Linked DNA regions of Homo sapiens: regions 2, 3 and 4 are each linked to region 1. A link is a contact called in ENCODE Hi-C or POLR2A ChIA-PET data. All regions are on one chromosome and are shown on one strand. The core of a region is the stretch at or near the end of the contact, and the rest is flanking DNA. Distances in the headings are between cores, read along the strand shown.

What was found. A loop is a pair of places that touch in the nucleus more often than their neighbours do. ChIA-PET counts read pairs that join two places held with the same protein, here RNA polymerase II (POLR2A). Pooled maps may share reads with other maps.
Region 2: a loop to region 1 is called in a map of endothelial cell of umbilical vein, with 25 times the contacts of the local background. The contact joins the enhancer-like site here to the promoter of PEX10 in region 1. A Hi-C loop is called at or near these places in 2 of 168 maps with a recorded cell type or tissue (endothelial cell of hepatic sinusoid and endothelial cell of umbilical vein) and 7 of 50 pooled maps.
Region 3: a map of IMR-90 shows a loop between it and region 1 (26-fold over the local background). The contact joins the promoter of PRDM16 here to the promoter of PEX10 in region 1. A Hi-C loop is called at or near these places in 4 of 168 maps with a recorded cell type or tissue (IMR-90, chondrocyte, endothelial cell of hepatic sinusoid and 1 more) and 3 of 50 pooled maps.
Region 4: a pooled map shows a loop between it and region 1 (8-fold over the local background). The contact joins the promoter of GNB1-DT here to the promoter of PEX10 in region 1. A Hi-C loop is called at or near these places in 1 of 168 maps with a recorded cell type or tissue (naive thymus-derived CD4-positive, alpha-beta T cell) and 9 of 50 pooled maps. POLR2A ChIA-PET finds 5 or more read pairs at or near these places in 2 of 52 experiments (GM10248 and activated T-cell).

The regions. Positions count from the first base shown.
Region 1 is chr1:2,409,586-2,414,198 of GRCh38, reverse strand. It overlaps PEX10 (peroxisomal biogenesis factor 10), which reads left to right and starts at 1,635. Exons shown (of 6, transcript NM_002617.4): 1 at 1,635-1,808; 2 at 3,748-3,828. The coding sequence starts at 1,697. RefSeq lists enhancers at 666-1,245, 1,246-1,826, 1,827-2,407, 2,408-2,988 and silencers at 910-1,509, 1,670-2,049.
Region 2 is chr1:3,282,161-3,286,773 of GRCh38, reverse strand. All of the region lies in intron 3 of PRDM16 (PR/SET domain 16), which reads right to left. LOC124903828 (collagen alpha-5(IV) chain-like) reads right to left here. Exons shown (of 2, transcript XM_047436627.1): 1 at 1-4,613. Among named protein-coding and RNA genes, the nearest start is that of MIR4251, 160 kb to the right of the region's middle. Within about 2 kb of position 2,638, at least 5 of the 41 ENCODE cell types and tissues checked have a DNase peak (open chromatin) inside an H3K27ac peak, as active enhancers do.
Region 3 is chr1:3,067,366-3,071,978 of GRCh38, reverse strand. It overlaps PRDM16 (PR/SET domain 16), which reads right to left and starts at 2,776. Exons shown (of 17, transcript NM_022114.4): 1 at 2,683-2,776. The coding sequence starts at 2,719. It overlaps LOC124903827 (translation initiation factor IF-2), which reads left to right. Exons shown (of 5, transcript XM_047436614.1): 1 at 1-1,765; 2 at 3,008-3,757; 3 at 3,931-4,613. The coding sequence starts at 116. The coding sequence ends at 3,031. It overlaps PRDM16-DT (PRDM16 divergent transcript), which reads left to right and starts at 4,254. Exons shown (of 6, transcript NR_015440.1): 1 at 4,254-4,613. It also overlaps the pseudogene LOC100420339. RefSeq lists an enhancer at 3,883-4,457.
Region 4 is chr1:1,889,219-1,893,831 of GRCh38, reverse strand. It overlaps GNB1-DT (GNB1 divergent transcript), which reads right to left and starts at 2,652. Exons shown (of 2, transcript NR_168264.1): 1 at 2,449-2,652; 2 at 1,106-1,932. It overlaps GNB1 (G protein subunit beta 1), which reads left to right and starts at 2,745. Exons shown (of 12, transcript NM_002074.5): 1 at 2,745-3,012. RefSeq lists silencers at 1,961-2,210, 2,271-2,370, 2,491-2,680, 3,241-3,430.

The DNA.
Region 1 (4,613 bases), core at 386-2,885:
CCAGTGTGAATCCAAAGGAGCCGAAGCCTCCTCCTCAGAATCAGACGTGGAGCCATGAACCCAGGGGCCAGAGCGGCATCTCAAACTGTTATCTAAGCATTGACCAGAACACATGATCACCTCAGCGGCTCCACGTGGGCGATGCCGGGTTGCCTGGTCCACGGATGAGGGGTTCAGCCCAAGGTGCTCAACCCAATCAGAGGGCAGCCTCTGTGTCCAGGAGACACGGGTGCACCCGCGGGGTCAGAACTCCAAAGGGGCGCGGGGGCGCTGGGAGGTTTGGTAGCCAGAGGGCCTGCGGGGCGGGGCCACCCAGGCCATGCCCCTTCCCTGTAAGAGGGGCCATTCCTGCAGTGTGGGGCTCTGGCTTTGTGACTGGGCTGTGCCAGTCTGGGGATGATCCCACAGCTGAGCTCCTGTAGATGGAACCAGAGGTGAGGCAAGGAACTGGAGGCCCTCCCCACTGAGGTCAGCGGGGCGCAGACGCCCCCTTGTCGTGCCCTGCCTTCCTCCTGCAATCCTGCAGGACTCTCCAGGGCCAAGTGCTGCCCTTGGGGCCAAAAAACAGGGCCTTCTCCTTCACCTGCCCTGCAGCCATTCAGGTATGTACCAGGCATCTCCTGCCCTCCCTGGCCAGGCGGCCCCAGAGGCACAGGCCGCAGACACCGCAGGCGACCTGCGTGGGCCTCCAGTTCCCGCCCCAGCCCTTCCCACCCCCAGCTCAGGGCAGGTCCAGCTGTGGCCAGCGGCTGGGGAAGGTTCTGTCCCCTCCAGGTGTGCGGCCTTGGCAAGTGCTTCAGGCCTCCCTCCGCTCGTCCCCTGGGAGCAGAGGGATCGGAGCGCCTGCGATGTGGTTCCCCAGAGCACCTGCGGGGCTCAGGCCAGGCAGGGTGGAGGGTGGAGGGTGGAAGGCCACCTTCCGCCCGTCCTGGAACCACGCGGCGGCTTCCCGGCTGCCCCCCACCCGCCAGGCCCTGCCTCCCGTGGGCACCAGGGGGGCGTCCACACCAAGCCGGCCGTGTGCTTTTCGCGCAGGATTACTGGGGAAGGCGGCTGCTCGGGGCCTGGAAGGTCCCGGGTCTCGCCTCGTGCCCCTCTGGCCCCCAAACCGACCGGCTCCCCGGAACTGGCCAACCCGCGCTGAGAGCCCGCGCAGCTCAAAGGGCGCGAGGGCGGGACCGCCGCGGCCGGCGCTGGGAGCTCGGCTTCCCGAAGACCCAAGCGAAAGCCTCCGTCTCCCCAGCCGTAAATGGGCCTGCAGCGTCTCCACTCCGCAGCGCTGTCCCCAGTGGGAGGGCGGCCCGTGGACGTGCAGGGAGCAGAGCAGGGGCCCCTGGCAGCGTAGGACCCCGAGGTCGCAGCAACCACGCGGCCGCGAGCCCATCCCGCTGCCTCGCCAGCGCCCCTCGCGCGTGCCCCGCCCCCACCTCGGCTCGCGGGCCCCGCCCCGCTCCGCTCCGCCCTGCGCCTCCGACTACCTTCCCGCTGCCCCGCCCCGCGCTGCGCTGGTTCGGACTCCAGCCCCGCTTCCGCCCGGGCCCTGGCCCCGCCTCCAGCCCCAGTCCGGCCCCGCCCCAGCACCTTGACGCAGAGGTCTGCGCCGCACGCAGAGCCACGTCGTGCCGTCATCAGTTCTCGCCCGTCTGGGCGTGGGCGTGGCCGGCGTGGCTGCTCGGGACCACCCGAACCCGCGGCCATGGCCCCGGCCGCCGCCAGCCCCCCGGAGGTGATCCGCGCGGCGCAGAAGGACGAGTACTACCGCGGTGGGCTGCGGAGCGCGGCGGGCGGCGCCCTGCACAGCCTGGCGGGTGAGGGCCGGGCGCGGCCGGACGTCCTCGCGAGCGGCCCAGGGGGTGTTGCCCCTCATGGAGGCGGGGTGTCTGCCGTGTGTGGTCACGGTCGCCTGGGCCCGTCCCACAACCTGGGACCCGGCAGTCTCCTTCGCCTGCCCTGCGGCCATTCAGGGATGTGCGGGGCACCTCCTGCCCTCCCTGGCCAGGTGGCCCCAGAGGCACAGGCCGCAGACACCGCGGGGGACCTGCGTGGGCCTCCAGTTCCCGCCCAAGCCCTTCCCGTCCCCAGCTCAGGGCAGGTCCAGCTGACGCCAGCGGCTGGGGAAGACTCTGTCCCCTCCAGGTGTGAGGCCTTGGCAAGTGCTTCAAGCCTCCCTCCGATCCTCCCCTGTGAGCAGAGGGGTCAGAGCGCCCGCGGCGCGAACGCCTCATACCTCGGTCCGGTTCACACTGACCCCGGCCTTTCCTAGGCCTGAGCAGCAGCCCAGGCCCCTCGCCCTGCTGACCCCAGTGTAGGCTCAGCCAGGCCCTGCCTGCCTCACCAGGCCGGGAGCTGAGTACAGAAGCCAGTGTACTCAATGAAGCAGCACCTGTCATCCCAGCAGTTTGGGAGGCAGAGGCGGGAGGATCGCTTGAGCCCAGGAGTTTGAAACCAGCCTGGGCAACATGGCAAGACCCCGTCTCTACAAAAAATCTGAAAATTAGCCGGACGTGGTGGCGGCGTCTGTAATCCCAGCTCTTCAGGAGGCTGAGGCAAGAGAATCGCCTGAGCCCGAGGGATGAGGCTGCAGTGAGCCATGATTGTGCCGCTGCACTCCAGCCTGGGCGACGGGGCCAGACCCCATCACCGATTAAAAAACGAAAAAAAAAAGATGCCGGGTGTGGTGGCTCACGCCTGTAATCCCAGCACTTTGGGAGGCCGAGGCGGGTGGATCACTTGAGGTCAGGAGTTCGAGACCAGTCTACACAACATGGTGAAACCCCGTCTCTACTAAAAATACAAAAATCAGCAGGGCGTGGTGGCGCGTGCGTGTAATCCCAGCTACTTGGGAGGCTGAGACAGAATCACTTGAACCCGGGAGGCGGAGGTTGCAGTAAGCCAAGATCGTGCCACTGCACTCCAGTCTGGGCAACAGAGTGAGACTCCATCTCAAAAAAAAAAAAAAAAAAAAAAAGGCAAAGCCATCAAGTCTTTGGGGGGTGGGGCAGGCAGTCGTTAAAGGCATGAACTCCCAGCAGAACGTTTCAGGGAGCAGTGGCACTAGAGCCCAGTGGTGGGGGTGTCGTGGCCAAAGGAACAGTGCCATGGGACAGGAAGAGCATGGGTAAATATCAGAGGACAGCCAGGCTCCGTGCCGGGAGGCCCATGGGTGTCAGGTGGGCAGCCATTGGTGGATTCTGAACAGGAGAGTGACATGATGAGAATTTTTTGTGTGTGTACTTACTTGTTTTACAGTACACTTGGCACTTACCCCTGTGCCAGACACTGTTCCCAGTGTTTTACAAATATTGAATCTTCAAACATCCCTCCAAGTAGGACTTATTACTCTTCTGATAGATGAGCAAATTGAGATTCCAGAAAGACCTCACAGCCAGCAAGTTGGAGAGCTGCTTTTTGATGCTAGACAGTTGGCCTCTGGCCTGTAATCTTAATACCCCAGACCATCTTTCCATGTGGCCCTCATAGGCCCTAGAACAGTTGCTCAGGGGAATCCCGGAGCAAGAGATGAGCACAGGTGGGAGATTCTTCGCAGACTGTCTGCAGCTCACGCTAAGGCAAGTCAAGGTGGTGCCTCCGGAGACAGAAGCAGAGAGGGAGGCCAGGGAGTGAGTGTTGGCTTCATGGAAGGGGTGGGACTGGATCTGGGCCTAGACAACTGGGGGAGGACTGTGGTCCCTCATCCTCAGAGGATGCCCACCAGCTCCCCCGGACTAATACTGTTTCTCCTCTCAGGTGCGAGGAAGTGGCTGGAGTGGAGGAAGGAGGTTGAGCTGCTCTCAGATGTGGCCTACTTTGGCCTCACCACACTTGCAGGTAGAAGCTCCCACGGGACCTCAGGACTGAGGGCAGCCACACACACCAAGTCTGGGGACGGTGGCCAGGGGGCTGCCAGGCAGTGTGAGAAGCTCCTGGAGCTGGCCCGGGTGAGGTTGCTTCAGGGAAGTGCAGGAGGTACTGCTCCGAGGGAGGCGAGGCATCTGCTCCCAGCAGGGAGCCGACTTTTCCAGCCTTTGTGTGTCCCTGGGGTTCTTTGTTTAAGACTTTACCCCGGGTGCCACTGAGACCCATTTCTCAGTGGCCAGCCCTGGTGGCACCAGTGAGTCACAGTGCTGAGCCATGTCATAGGGTGCAGTGCCCGTGTGACAGTGCCCTGGTGGAGCAGTGGTGGGTCTGTGGCCCAGGCTGGTCACCACCCTTTAGAGGGAGTTGTTGACAGAAGCTCTCAGGCTCCCAACCCCAGCTCAGCATGTAGCAAGGACCACCGAGTGCCAGCCTGGTTCCCTACGAGGGGCTCGCCCCGGGCATCCTGCCGCCATGGAGAGTGTGCTCGGTGGGCGGGAGACAGATGTGGCTGCGTCACAGAGCATCTTGGGAAGTGAGGGGCTCTCAGAGATAAAGACCACGTCTTAGGGAAGAGCATTTTCCAGACCGGCAGAGCAAGCAGCCGGGAAAGGCCCTGAGAAGAACACGTCCTTGGCGGTTTGGGAGAATGACCCCGGGGGGCTCGTGAGTTTTGTAAGCCCATAGCTTTCCCTGTGCGAGGCTTGGGGCATTCCAGGGACGTGGGCAGGGGAGAGGCCGACCACTAGCTAAGACCA
Region 2 (4,613 bases), core at 1,389-3,888, 870 kb before region 1:
GTGAGGCTTGCAGGTCTCCTGTGAGTTAAGCGCCCAGCACGTAGAGGCTGTCGGTATGAAAATGGTGACTAGAATTTTGCCACCAGCACAGTTGGTGTGGGAGGAACTTGGGGGTGCAGAAGGCTGAACCCCCAGGCCCTCAGGCCCTTATGGAGGACACGGGGTTCCTGAGCATCCAGCTTTCTCTGGGGGTCCATGTCTTCTTCTTTCTCCTCTCCTGCATGTCAATTCAGGAGGCTGCAGGCTCGGTTGGGTCCAGTTGGTGAGGAGGTGCCACCAAGAGGAGGGAGAATTGTGGCCATGTTGCCGTCTGCAGAGCAGAGCAGGTGCTGATGGGAAACAGGAACCCAGGGCTGGAAGATTCCGGAATGCTTGCATGTCACCCACCTGGGGCTCTGCCAGGCAGGGGGCGGCCCTTCGGGCTGTGGGGACGCTGTGCTCTCTGAAGGGTTAACTGCAGTTGCGGCCCCCCTTGGTCCGCAAACACTGACCACTTTATCAACACGTGCTTCCCATTACCCACACAACTTGCAATATTCCTGGTGTCTGTATCAACTTGATTCAATTACTGGGACCACTGTGAGGGAACATTTCCTTCAGGGGAGCAAAGGCCCCAGTGCCTGTGGATGAGGAGAGGGAGCTGGAGGAGGAGAGGCTGTCGTGGGGAATGCTGACTCCATTCCTTGCAAACTCCTGTAATTGACTTTTTAAAAAATGGCATTAGCATTTAAATGGTCCCATAGTTATGGGGGTGAAGGTTCAGCACAATATGATCAATTTATTGAGCTCGTCAAATGTTCTTTTGATATTTATTTTTCCTTGTGTCACGCCGCAGGGGCTTTCTGGGTTTTCTCGTCAGCGGAGCCTGGATCTTTGATTGGGCTCCACGCTCGGCAGAGATGAAAACCACAAAGTCCACCTACCCTGGGGTCTGAGAAGCTCTTGCCAGAGAGGGCCAGTGCCCTTTCCCCAGGTGGACATGCCAGGTGTCCGGTGGTGGGGGGGCTTTCCTCTGCCATGGCCTGGGAGCAAGGCTGGCATCTGGAGAAGCAGACCTTCATCTAGCCATTTCCAGGGGGAGGAAACTGACCTTGGCCGTCCAGGGACCAGAGACGGAGGGGCTCAAGCACGCCCTGGGCTCAGGCTGGCTATGACCACGGCCAATGTGGATGTCGCGGGTGTGAGCGAAGAAGCCCGAGCGAGCATGTCACAGCTCCAAGCTCCCGAGCGAGCATGTCACAGCTTCCTGGGAGCATGCCTGCTCCCAGGAAGGCAGGGGACATGTCCGTCCCGAGATTTGTGAGTGGGGGCGACACAGCGGCTGTGGCAGGGCTGCTCAGTGGCCTGGGAATGCTTTGCAGCATCACAGGGATCAGGTGAAAACGTAAAACGACCTGAAAGGCAGAGCCTGGGGAACAATGGGGTGAGGGCAGAGGGCAGAGCTGCTTTCCCAGCCACACCTGGAGAGGTAATCAGAACGCCCAGGTGGCCAGCTGGAGGGGAGAGGCAGGGGCCTCCACGGGGCTGGGGCCAGAGGGCTGGGGTGCCCCAGGCCAGACTTTGCTCCTGGCTGCAGTCCACACAGCCCACCTCACCCTAGGTTTGCCCAGTGGGCTCTGAAAACCTCACCAAGGACCTTGGGACTCTCAGCAGGAAATGCTGGGGGCTGGCCCAGAACTTGGGGGGGCCAGAGAGTGCCAGCCTGCCTCCCTTGCACCCCGTCCAGGGCACCAGGTGAAGCGTTCCATGCTCAAGGGCTATACCGGCCAGAGAAACCTACCAACATTCGCCTCCGAAAGCCCGGGCCCAGAGGGGAGCAGGTCACTCAGGGCTTACAGCCCAGGAAGGGCCAGCGTGGTGAGTAGGTGCACCAAGCTCGGAAGCTGCCCTGGCGGCTGCAGACTCCTCAGCCCGGCCTCCAGCTCTGACCCTTCTCTGCTCTGCCCTGGCCTGGGCGGGACCACGCTGGGTTTCCCAGGCTTGGCCACCCCAGGCTCACAGGTGCTCCGTGAAGCCCCCAAGACGCATGGCCGTTTCTAGAAGCAACACCCCTTATCCTCCTCTCTGGCTGAGAATGAACCCTCAGATTCCCCATCATAAGGCCACAGAGTCTATCTGAAGATGATCTGTATCAAGACCGCACTCCCACGTTCTCAGGGTGTGGGGCTCCCCCTGGCCGCCCCTTTCCCTGCAGGGCTGAACTCTGGCTGCTGGCAGGTCCTGGCTCCCGAAGGCTTCACGGCGACAGTGCCAGGAGAAGCCCACCTGGCAGTTGCTTTGCTCTGGACAGACTCCTAGGCCACCGGGAAACAAACTCATCATTTTGGCCACGCCTTACACTGGTTTTCTCTGAAAATTCTGGCCTAATAGGAGAACGCCCACCTGGCTCTTCCTCCCTCCCCCTCCAGATAAATACTGCCATCTTAACACTTTAAAAAACACACTCCAGGAACCACTCAGTTTACATAAAAAGCCAGACAGGGGCCGAAAACGTTTGACTCTTTATTTTAAAGGTTCCCAAAAGGCAGATAATGTCTGGGGAACCTGGGACGCTTAATGTCGGTTTGCCTTTGCAAACCGGTGTGCTTTGGCGAGATGTCCCCCAGGCAGGCGATAGAGGGCGCCTCCACCCCAGCTTCCCGGGCGGGCTACGGGTGGCGGGTGGCGGGCAGCAGCCCCTGCCCCAGGCCCAGGCCATGGGAGGATGGCCCCCAGCTCCAGGCCCCCCCAGGCCCGCTACCCTAGGATGGCGGCATCCCAGCCAGGACCACAGGCCAGGCCCCCAGCGCACTTCCAACCCTGCGATGTGCCTGCGTCTCCTGGACACACCGCGCACCGGTCCCCCGAATCTGAGCCACATTCCTCCCGCGGAGGCACCTGGGCTCCTGCAGATCCTAACCTCTTAGCTTTGCAGGCTTGGATGTTGGTCGGGGAGGCTGTGTGGCCGCAACACCACCAGCCGGCTTTGCTGGAAGATGCTGGGGGAAGCAGGCGGGAAATATACTCTTCCTTTGACCTTGAGGTCTGGTCCCCATAACCCTTCGCTGACCGCCCCGTCTCTCTTCCTCTGACCTTGAGGTCTGGTCCCCATAACCCTTCGCTGACCACCCCCTGTCTCTTCCTCTGACCTTGAGGTCTGGTCCCCGTAACCCTTTGCTGACCGTCCCCTCTCTCTTCCTCTGACCTTGAGGTCTGGTCCCCGTAACCCTTCGCTGTCCGTCCCCTCTCTTCTGTGTGTCTGTCTCTGCTGTGGACCTAGGGGCACCGCGCAGTGTGGGGCAGAGGCTGTTCTTTCCACTCTGGGGAGTGGGTGAGTTGGGTCTGCCTGGGGCTGTCCTATGCCATGGAGCCCACCTCCAGGGTCTGGCTGCAGGAGGGAGGGAGGGAGAGAGGGACAGAGGGAGGGGCATTGGAGAATGAACAAGGTTGGGGGGCAGCTGTGTCCTTCATTGGCCTAAGGCCATTTGCAGCCACCCCGGGCCCTGGCCAAGGCCTGGACAGACATTCCCTGGCACCTCCATTGCAGGGACAGCCCCGCCTCTAATGGGCAGCTGTGCCTGGGATATGCTGTGGAGCCCAAGCAGGAGGGAAGGTGACGAGGGGCTGGCTGGCCAGTTCCCACCCATGAGCCCGGCCACTGGGTCAGACCCCTCCAAAACCAAGTGTCGGGAGGGGCAGAGTGAAGACGCACCCCGCACCTGCTCGGGAAGCGCTGCCTCCCACCCGGCCTCACAGCCTCGCCTGTCTCACAGGGAGCCTTCTGCAGCATTGACTCTGCACTGAAAGATGACAGTGTCAAAGAAAACTCAGAAGGAAGGGAAGGGAGACGCCCCTCCTCTAACCGCCCTAATACTACCACGCCTCTCACTGCACCTGCAGGGGAGCCCTCACTACTCCTTGGAGTGACCCCGGGAGCTTGGGCTAGCGCTGGCTGCCCACCACCCTCGTGCCCCTCCGGCCACGGCTGCCTCCTGTGTCCCACGTTCGCCAGGCTTCAGACGGACAACAGTGTCTCCTCCCTAGGGAGAAAGGAAGCTGCCTGAGGAGCTTCGGAGTGGCAGTGACCAGCTCTGGTGGCCATGCTGATTCCTGGGTCTCGGGAGATGCCTGCTCTCTTGGCGAGTTTTTTCCAGACACCAAGACCAGGAAGGCTTCAGTGACCTTGGCAATAAGTCTTTCCCCATTTCCCTGAGAAGGTGACCATCCTCAGGTGGATTGAATCGTGGTGAGAGGTGTGCATGGAGCAGCATCAGGGGTATCCTCAGCTAAGTGCCCGCTGGGACAGAGCTGAGGAACAGGCTTTCCAAACCAGGGGGCCCTGCGGCGCTGGCCCCAGGTTCTGCTGAGGGTGACCCTGGCCTGTCCTAAGCCCGACAGTGGGGGGACAAGGTCTCTGGGTCGAGGACCTGTGGGGGCCAAGCAAGGAGCCCAGAGCCCCCACTCCACACACAGGCAGCGCCCTGCTAAGCCAGCTGGCAGGGCCAGCCTGTGTCTGGGGAAGGGCTGGTGCCCGGCACCTGCTGACCTCTCTGGGGAAACGTCTGCACACTGAAGCATGGCCTCCCTGAGCACATGCCTCTTCTAGAACATTCTGGGAACTCACTGCTCAGGCC
Region 3 (4,613 bases), core at 1,527-4,026, 660 kb before region 1:
CCCCGGAGCCGCCACCATTTGGCCCTTCACAAGACCCAATCCAGAGGACTAACCCACCTGAACTGAGGCTTGGAGTGGGGTCTCCAGGGAAACACAAACGAAATTACACCTCCAGATGCACACTCGGCGGTGGCCCCCGAAATGCTGGGTCATGGGGTCACCTCCACTGGCCTGGTTGCTGTTCTGTGCCCAGCCTGAATACCAACCTGGTAACCATGACCTTGCCCCTGCCCAACCCCACAGTCCCCTGACCTGGTCAGCATTGTGGGGAGGGGAGGACCTGCTGGCTGGAGTGCTGGCCCTACCGCCTCTGACTCGGGTAATGGACTATGGTCCCCGGGGAAGTTCACATCTGCTTAAAATATCGCCTGATGAAATGAAATTCTTCAGCGGATCCTGCCTTCTTGCTCAGGGCAGGCAGTGTGATCCTGAACCTGCCTCAGCCACCTTGGGGGGCCTGGGACAAGCGGTCCCAGCTGTGGAGCCTGGAAGGAGGGGTTCCCAGCGCTCGGCCAAGTGTGGACAGAGGGCCGAGGCCTGGCAGTCACCTCTCATGGGGTTTTTCCTCACTAAAGACTCTCGGGAAAAGGAAGCCAGCGCTCGGCGCTCCCGCTGGGCCCGGCTCTCCGGCCTCCTGGCCAGATGGCTGCCAGGCACCACTTCTGGTCCTGAGCGGACCCGGTCCCGGGCCACCTTCCCCACCTGGCAGAGGTGGAGCCGGCGGAGAGCTGGGGCCTCTCGGAAGTTTCCAGGGCCGCGCGGGTGCGCCGAGTCCGCCTCTCGCTTGCAGCGAAGGCCCCGGCGTCAGCGCGGCCGGTTTCCCCTTTCTCGTTCCAGCTTAGGGCCCATCCTGGGCGAGGGCCTGACCTGGCGGCCCACACGCAGCCCGGTGGTCCCGACTCTGAGCAGGCCCGCGGTGCACACACAGAACCGAACCCGAACACGCACACGCACACCCCACGCGCGGAGGGCCCGCAACGCCGCGCACAGACAGCCCCTTCGCGTCGGCGGCGAAACGCCCGGTCTTGTTCGCACCAAGAGGGGTCAGAGGTCACGGGAGGCCGAGGCCGAGGGCACCCGGCAGCGGAGCGCGGCGGGAAGGGGGCGCCTCACCCAGGGGCCGGGAACGGCCGATGGCGGGGCGCAGGAGCGTCCGGCACAAACTCGGGAGCTGCTTTTCCCTGGTGCACAGAGCGCGGGGCCTACGGCCGCGGGGCAGCTGTTGGGACGAGCCGGGCGGGCCCCGAGCCGAGGGAGCGGAGCTTCGGAAAACCGCCGCGAGTCCCGCGCGCACCCGGCTCACGTTTGGGGGCTCGGCCCCGGGAGCTGCGAGGCCGGCCTGGAGGGACCCGGCCCCGGAGGCGCGGACGGAACGGCGTGGGTCGGGCGGGGACCTCGAGGGGAGCGGCCCGGGCGCCTCTTCTGCGGGTGGGCGGGCGGGCGGCCTGCAGAGGAGGGGGCGGCGGGAGCAGGCGGCGCCGATTCCGCTCCGCGCGGCGCTGGCCGCTTCGCTGCAGCCGGGGCTTCGGCGGGGCTGCGGGAGCCGCGCTGGCCGGGCCGCGGCTCCGCCTGTCCTCACCTGCCCGCCCGCCTCACCGCGGATGGCGCCGGCGACCGGGGCTGCGGGGTGCGCGCGGGCTGCTCGGAGGCGCTGTGGCGGGCGAGGGCGCGGGTGGCTGGAGCACCCGGCCCGCGGCAAGGACCGGCTGGCGGCAGGCGGGGCGCGCGGAGCCCGGGGCTCGGCCGAGACGGAGCGAAAGAGAAAGTAAGACCGAGGACCGGGCAGCCTGGCCGGGGCAGCTCTGTCCCCGCCGGGCCCGGCTGTGCCAGGCAAGCGGGTACAGAGGGGTCCACGCGGGCCCGAGGGCGGCAGCGGCGGGTCGGGAGGTGGCCGGGTGGGTCCCTCCTGTCGGAGGCACTGTCGCCCCGGCGGCCCGCGCAGGCTGCCGGCGTCCCAGAGGAGCGCCCTCCACCACGCGGGGCACAGCCGGGGATAAACTTCACGACCACAGTTCCCAGCCCGGGCAAAAGTCTCCATTTTGCTCCCCAAGTGGCTGCGGCTGTCCCGCCGTCGCCACCCCTGCCCCTGCGCCCGCGGAGCCGGGTGGGCGCCGGCCCGCGCCCCCTCCTCCGCCCCTCCCCGGCTCGGGGTCTCCCTCCTCTGCGCCCGGCTGGCGGACGCCAAAGGCGGTGCTCTAGCGCCCACTATTTCAAAAGCCCGGAATATGATTTGACCAGGACTGAGAGCCACTCGGAGAGAGAGAGGGAGAGAGCGAGCGGGGAGGAAAAAGTTGCTCTCCCCTTTCGTCAACTTTTCGCTAACTTTCACTTTTCGCTCCCCTCCACCCCCGGCCCTCCCCCTCCGCCCCCCTCCCCGGCCCCCACCGCGCGCCTCGGGTTCCCGGGCCCGAGCGCCTGACACTGGTGGGGGGGGAGGGGGTTCCGCGGGGAGGGGGCCGGCGCCTTCGGGGAGCGCGCGGCCCGGGCGCCCCGAGCCTCCGCGCCGAGCCCGGTCGCCCCGGAGCGCGGGAGGCGGAGCAGCCCCCCGGGCCGCGCGGCCGAGCCGGGGGCCCGGAGCCGCAGGCGCGCCGGCCGCGCCCCGACGCGCACCCCTGGCCCGGGCGCCCCGGCCCGGCGGCCCGGGCCCCGGCGGCGCGGCGCGGCCGAGCGCGGGAGACTTACTTTTGGCTAGCTTCCTCGCCCTCGCCTTGGATCGCATGGTGTCGGCTCGCGGAATCTCTCTCCTCCTCCTTGAGTCCAGAAGCAGCCACACACTATCTTCATCTCCCCAGCATTGTCAGTTTGGACACCTTCGCACATGCGCACAGAGCACTCAATCTGACACCCCTCGCCGGGGCCAAAAAAACTTTGCAATGTATTCATCATCCTCATCGTCGCGCCGCCGCCGCCGCCGCCGCCGCCTCGGCGCGGGATTGGGGGGCTCTCCTCGGCCTTCTCGGTCTTCGTCTCACTTATCTCTCCCCCCTCTCCCCCCCCCCCTTTTCAGCGCAGCTCGGAACTGGCCCTTTAAGAAAACATTCCGTGTTCGGCGCTCCCGCCCGGGGCCCGCACCCCGGACACTTTAAAAGGACCCAGGTGGCCCCGGAGGCGAGGTGACTATCCCCCCACCCTGCCCCTGCGTCGCGGCGCGTCGCGCTGCTGCTCCCGCCCCAGCCGGGGCCGAAGATGGGGCGGCGGCTGCGGTTTTCCACACGACTTCCTTGGATCTCGGGGCACACGCGCCGATAGTTCGGACGCGAGTCCGGGCTGGTTTTGCTCCGTTTTACTGCGTTTGATTACTAATTTAAAAGCTTTGCGTTCCCCGTCGCCCCGGCCCGCTTTTCTCCTGCATTCTCCCCTCGGCCCCCGTCCCCGCCCTGCGATCGCTGGAGGGGGCGTCGGGGCTCGCGCGCCAGAACCCGGCTCCTCCGAAGCCCCCTCCGGGCCCCACCGCCCCCCTCGCGCCTCCCGGCCCCCGCCTCCTCCCCTTCGCCCCCACCCAACGGCTGCTGCTTCGGGCTTCGCGGCTCAAAAACAACAGCGGAGGCGCCGCCAGCTCCGCGCTCCGCCACTGCCCAGGCCGGCGGGCGGCACTCGGACCCGCCGCCCTCGGTCCCTCGCGAGGCCACGGAGGCCAACACGCCTCGCACGGGGGGACAGCGCGGGGGCAGCCGTCCAAACACCAGGCGTCCTCGGCTGGTCGTCCCAGGGCGCCCGCACCTCTCCGCCCGCGCTCTCCTGCCGCCGCGCCCCCAAGGTGAGTACCCGGCTGCGCGAGCGCCCGAGCTGGGCCACCTTCGGGGACCCGGGCCACTGGGGACACTCCCCTCTGGCCTCTCGGGGCCCAGGTGCGTAGCGGGCGGAAAGGCCAGCGGCGCAGGTGGAGCAGCTCGGACGGGAGCCGACCAGACGCTTCCTCTTCCCCTGTAGCCCCCAAACTCCGAGGCGCTGCGGCGGAGGGGCCGGGCTGAGCGCAGGCAGGGTGGCCCGGGCCCAGGAGCCTGACGGCCTGAGTGCGGATTTCTCATCTGAGTATCTGGGAATCGAGAATGAATTGGAAGGAAACCGAGGCGCTGCCCTGGCCAGGTTGCTGCCCCGCACCCTTCCGGAGCACCGAAGTCCTGCCCGGCAACGGGACTTGGAGCTGCCGCAGAGTCAGCCTGAGCCCGAGGCAGGGGTCGCGCCCGCGATGCGGGGTCTCTGCGCCGCCCCGCGAGGCTCCTGGCCTTGCCCTCCCTGCCCTTTGTTGTGTAATAAGACCTGTGGCGGCTCCACTGAGACCCACACGTGCAACTCCGCGCCTCCGCGTTAAAGGAGGTGAAACGCAGCAGCCCTGAGAAACCCCGAGACCCCGGTGTCCTAGCAGAGGCGCCCCGGATGGGGAGGGGCGCGGGGCCGGCGCCACCCCAGAGGAAAAGCCCAGCGGAGCCGGGTTGGGCAGGAGCTGGCGGCGGCGGTGCGCTGGGCCTTCTGCCTTGGATCCTCCGCGGTCGGCACCGCTTCCCTGCTCAGATTCGAACCCAGATTCGGCTCCCAAGGCTCCCACGGCTCCAGGGTGCCCAGTCTTGCAGCCAGCTCGCCGCCCGAGCCCCGGATGGAGGAAGCGCTCACTG
Region 4 (4,613 bases), core at 1,403-3,902, 520 kb after region 1:
CGACTCTGCATCGTCCCTCAGCCCTGGATGTGCCCCATGCTCCACCCTGCCCCTCGAGTGTCCGAGCAGAGAAGCCTTCCTGCGGAAACCCGGCTCTCCTGAAGTCCAACCACTCAGGTTCCTCGCACCCTGCCCTTGTTCTGGCCCAGGTGATGGTTCTGTCCCTCCTGATCCCTTGCTCTGGGCACTGGTCCCTGTGCTGGGTTGCATCTTCCTCACTCAGAACTCAGAGCCTATCAGCCACACCAGCTGTTCTCCGATGACCCCGTGTGCCTGGTGCCACGCTGGGCTGGTGGAGCAGCGGTTAAGAGTGGGCTTCACAGTGCTCACACTGCAACAGGGGGAGGGCCCGGAGCAGGCAGAGAGGCACCTGGGAGGGATGGTTAGGGCTGGGGAGACATCTCCATGGACGTGACACCCGCAAAGGCCTGAACTACACGAGGTTATGGGGAGACCGTCCCAGGCAGATGGAGCCACTGGGCCAAAGCCTGGAGGATGGAATTCGGTGGTGTCGGGGAGCATCAGGAGCCAGTGTCTTGATAGTGGGGAGGGGAGGAGGGGCCTGGACACTGGGGAGAGGGCGGGTGATGGGAACTGTCAATGGTTTCAGGCACAGGAGTGATATGATTGACAATTCAGGCTGTGTCCGCAGTGGCTCCTGCCTGTGATCTCAGCACTTTGGGAGGCTGAGGTGGGAGGATCGCTGGAGCCCAGGAGTTTGAGACCAGCCTGGGCAACACAGGGAGACCCCCATCTCAAAAAGAAAGAAAGAAAGAAAAAAAAACCCAAAATAAATAAATAAAATAAAAATTAAAAAAATTTCACTGGGAATTCACTCCTTGCTCAACTGTGCTAGGCAGGCAGGCGCCCCTGTGGGGGCGGGGCCTCGGTGGTCCAGCGGAGGTCAGAGGCCACGCAGGGTGAGGAGCGGGTAGCATATGGTGGGGTGGAAGCAAGGATGAGAGACTGGTTACACAGGAGATAATCAGAGCCAGGTTCCTCACTCCCAAAGCAGGAGGCCCCTCATTCCGAACAGGTTGAGCCCTGTAGTGTTGGCCTGGCATCAGAGTAAACACGTGGTGCCCAAGAAAAACAGACAAACACGCCCATGAAACTGTGTGTATACATATGCGTGTGGGCATGTACATAGATGTGTTCCCTTGCTCCGCCAGCTGCAATGACACCCCAGTAGCAATGAGCACATCCGGAGCCAGATCCCGGGCTCTGCATGACATTCTCCCACAATGAACCAGGCTGCAGCAGAAATAGCTGGGTTCAGGCTGGGGCAGGGAGAATACAACAGGGCCCTGGAGCATCTCGTGCCAGAAAGAAAGGGCTCCAGAAATGATGCGGACAGGTGAAGTGGGAGGGAGAGAGAAGGGTGGCAAGGCGTGGGTTCCCTGTCTGGTGGAGGCTCCCCTAGGTAGGGGGAAGCGCGTGGCACGGAGGGCAGGTGGCGGACGCATCTGGAAGCCGCACTTACTGTGTGTCCACTTTCTCACACAAGCACCATGCACACAAAACAAGAAGGAAAACGTCAGCTGAGAGAGGCGGGTGGTGTCCCAGGGTGTGGAGAGAGTAGAAGGTGGGAAATAGGTGTTGGAGGTGGCATGGCCCCTTGAGGTTGTGGCCCTGGTTGAGGGGAGGCCCAGTGGATGAGGTTGGGTCTCTCTCCCCTTCAGCTGTGCTGGTGCAGGCCTGGAGGAAAACGGACGCCAGGTTTGGTGTGGAAGGGGAGCTCGGAGGCGATGAAGGCCCAGGCAGGTGGAAGGTGGTGGTTGAGGACCGGGGAGCAGGGCGCTGGCTGGGGAGAGGCAGAGTGAAGAAGCCGAGGGTGAGGGGCAGCCGGAACTCAGCTGGAAAGACAGCAGGAGGCGGTGGGCGCAGGGGCGGGTTCCATGGACGTTCTGGAGGCTTCTGAGGACACCAAGCCTGGAAGCCAGGACATGTGGCCTTCTTGACTTCGTTCCCCTTCCTCACCTGGAGGTCTCCAGTCCCCGCTGTCCACTGCTCAGCGGCATGGGAGGAGTCCGCGGCCTTACCCCGACACTCCCGCCCACCGGCCCCCGCCCCTGCCAGGCGGCCCTGCTCGCAGCAGCGCGAGGAGCCACGGGGTGCTGCCCTCCTCCGCAGCCCGAGGCCCACTTCACACGCACTGAGCCCAAGCGCGAGTCTCTGCCCGTCAGCCGCGTCTGAGCTCGCCGCAGTCCCTGCTTGAGAGGCCGGGGGGCACCTGCGCCTGCCCGGGACCCTGACCTGCTAGCGGGGCCTGTTGCCTCCTCTGCAGGAAGCGATCTCGCCCGCGGTGCCCCCACCCGCCCCGTCCCCGGAGGGACCGCCCCCGCCCGCGGCCTTCCCGCCCCTGCCCTGTCGCTTGAGTGCCCCCCGCCCGCCGTTACCCCACCCCCGCCCCTGGAGGAGCCCCCGCCCACGGTTACCCAACCTTACCCTGTCCCCGGAGGGCTCCACGCCCGCGTTCCCCCCGCCCCATCCCAACTCCGAGGGTCCACTGCCCCGGTCCCCATCCCGCCCGGTCCCCGCAGGGCCGGGCCGCCGGGGGTCTCCCGGGGCAGCGGTACCCGAAGGCAGCAGCACGGCCCCTTTAAGCCGCTCGGACACGCGCTCGGGGCCCGATGCGGTTTGGACGCGCACAGGCGTGCGCGTGCCCGTCGGGCCTGGCGAGCGCGCGCGACGCGCGGCGTGCGTGGTGACGCGAGCGCGTGGGGTTTTCCGAGGCTGCGGGCAGGGGCCCGCCGCGCCCATCCCGATGGCTGGAGGCGTCTGAGGGGCGGACGGAGGCGGCGGCGGCGGCGGCGGGAGCGGGAGCGGGCGGCGAGTGGGGAGCGGGGCCGGGAGTGGAGCAGCCGCCGCGGCGGGACTGGACCGAGCCTCGCCGGCGCGCACCTGCCCGCAGCGCCCGCGGAGCGCGCAGCGCGGCCCGAGCGCGACGACCTGCCGAGCGGCGGCCGAGGCGGCGGTGTGGGCGCGTCAGGCCGCGACGAGGGCGCTGAGGTGAGCGCGGCAGCCCCCAGCCCCGGACCCGGGTCCTGTTCGTCCACCCGCCCGCCCTGGGGGCGCCCGCCCCGCCCCCACCCCACCCGCCGGTCGGGGCCGCGTCTTCCTGCCCCGCCCGGGTGCGGCGGGCGGCGTCCGAAGGGGGGGCCGGGGGCTGGGGTCCGAGGTTCGGGGTGCAGGGTCGGGGTCGAGGGCGGGGTCTAGGGAGAGGAGCCGGGGTCCCAGGCCCAAGGCTGGGGGCCGAGTTTCGGCACCGGGGTGCGGGGTTGTGTGCGCCGCGGGCGCTTCCCGTGGCGGCGGCCGGGGCCCCGGGGGCGCGGGTCGGGCGGGGCCGGGCCCTGCGTGGGGAGCCGGACGTGGCTCTCGGGCCCGCGGCGCGAGAACAAAGGCCGGGCGGGCCTGCAGGCGGGGCGGTGTCGGCGGCCGGAGCCCCCGCGCGGGCCGCCTATCGGGGTGACTTTGAGGGCCGGGCGGCCGCGGGGCGCGAGCGTGGGGAAGGGGAACAATGAAATGGGGAAGCCGGGCCGCGCGCCGCGGTCGGAGTAGGGATTTAAAGCGGAAGCCGGGCGCGGCGTCGGGAAATGGGAAAATAACGGTTTCGGCCCTTTTCGCTGTGTCGAGCCGCTGAGGCAGTCGCGCTGTGGCCTCGCCCTTCTCCTGCCGAGGCCCGGGTCTGTCCGGCGCTGGCGCCCCGCGCGTGTCGACTCGAGGGTTGCGCGGACCCCGGCCCGGCCCCGCGAATGAATGGGCCCGGTGGCCGCGCCAAGATGGCGCTCCCACCGCTGCCTTTGTGGGGCGGCCGCCGCCGCGCCGAGTTTCGGGGCCCGGTTTGCGATATTCCGAAGGCCCGAAGGTGGGGGAGAGGACAGGAAATAGCACAAAGGCTGGGTGTCTTCCTCTTGCCTGGATCGGCTTTTCGGCTGGAAGCGGGGTGGGGGTGGGGAGTGGGGAGATCTGTTGAAAATTCCACAGGGCTGTCGGCTGAGGCTTTTGACTTTTAAGAACCTGCTATATTTTTTCTTGTGAATCGATAGTTGATTCAAATGATATTTTAACATTTCTTGTGTCCGTTAAATTACATGGTTAGCATGCAGAAGCAGTATCAGCTTTTGTTTGCTTAATTCATCTTCATGGAAGCCTTTTTTTTTTTTTTTTTTAAGAGATGGGATCTCTTTGTAAAAGAGATCCTGTTAACCAGGCTGGTCTCGAACTCTGGGGCTCAAGCGATCCTCCCGCCTCAGCCTCCCAAAGTGCTGGGATTAGCGGCCTTAGCCACCGTGCCCAGCCTGTCTTCATGGAAGCTTTTTCTTAAGATTGTGAAATGGGCTCCTGAAGGAAAACGCCGATGTTAAAATTTGTGTTTTGAAAAGGGAGTTGGTGTACATTTACAGTTAGGGTGTACAGTACTGGACTTATGGGTAAATAGTGTAGAAATGGTAACCTATGGTTTTCTTTTGGGGAGCATTGGTTCATTGTATTTTCATGTTGCTATCTATCTGATAACATTAGTCTCAAATAGTATTAGGTGATTAAGCAGTTGCTGGTGAGATTATTAATTAAGAAAATATGAAGATTATTTTTCATGATTAGCAAATGGA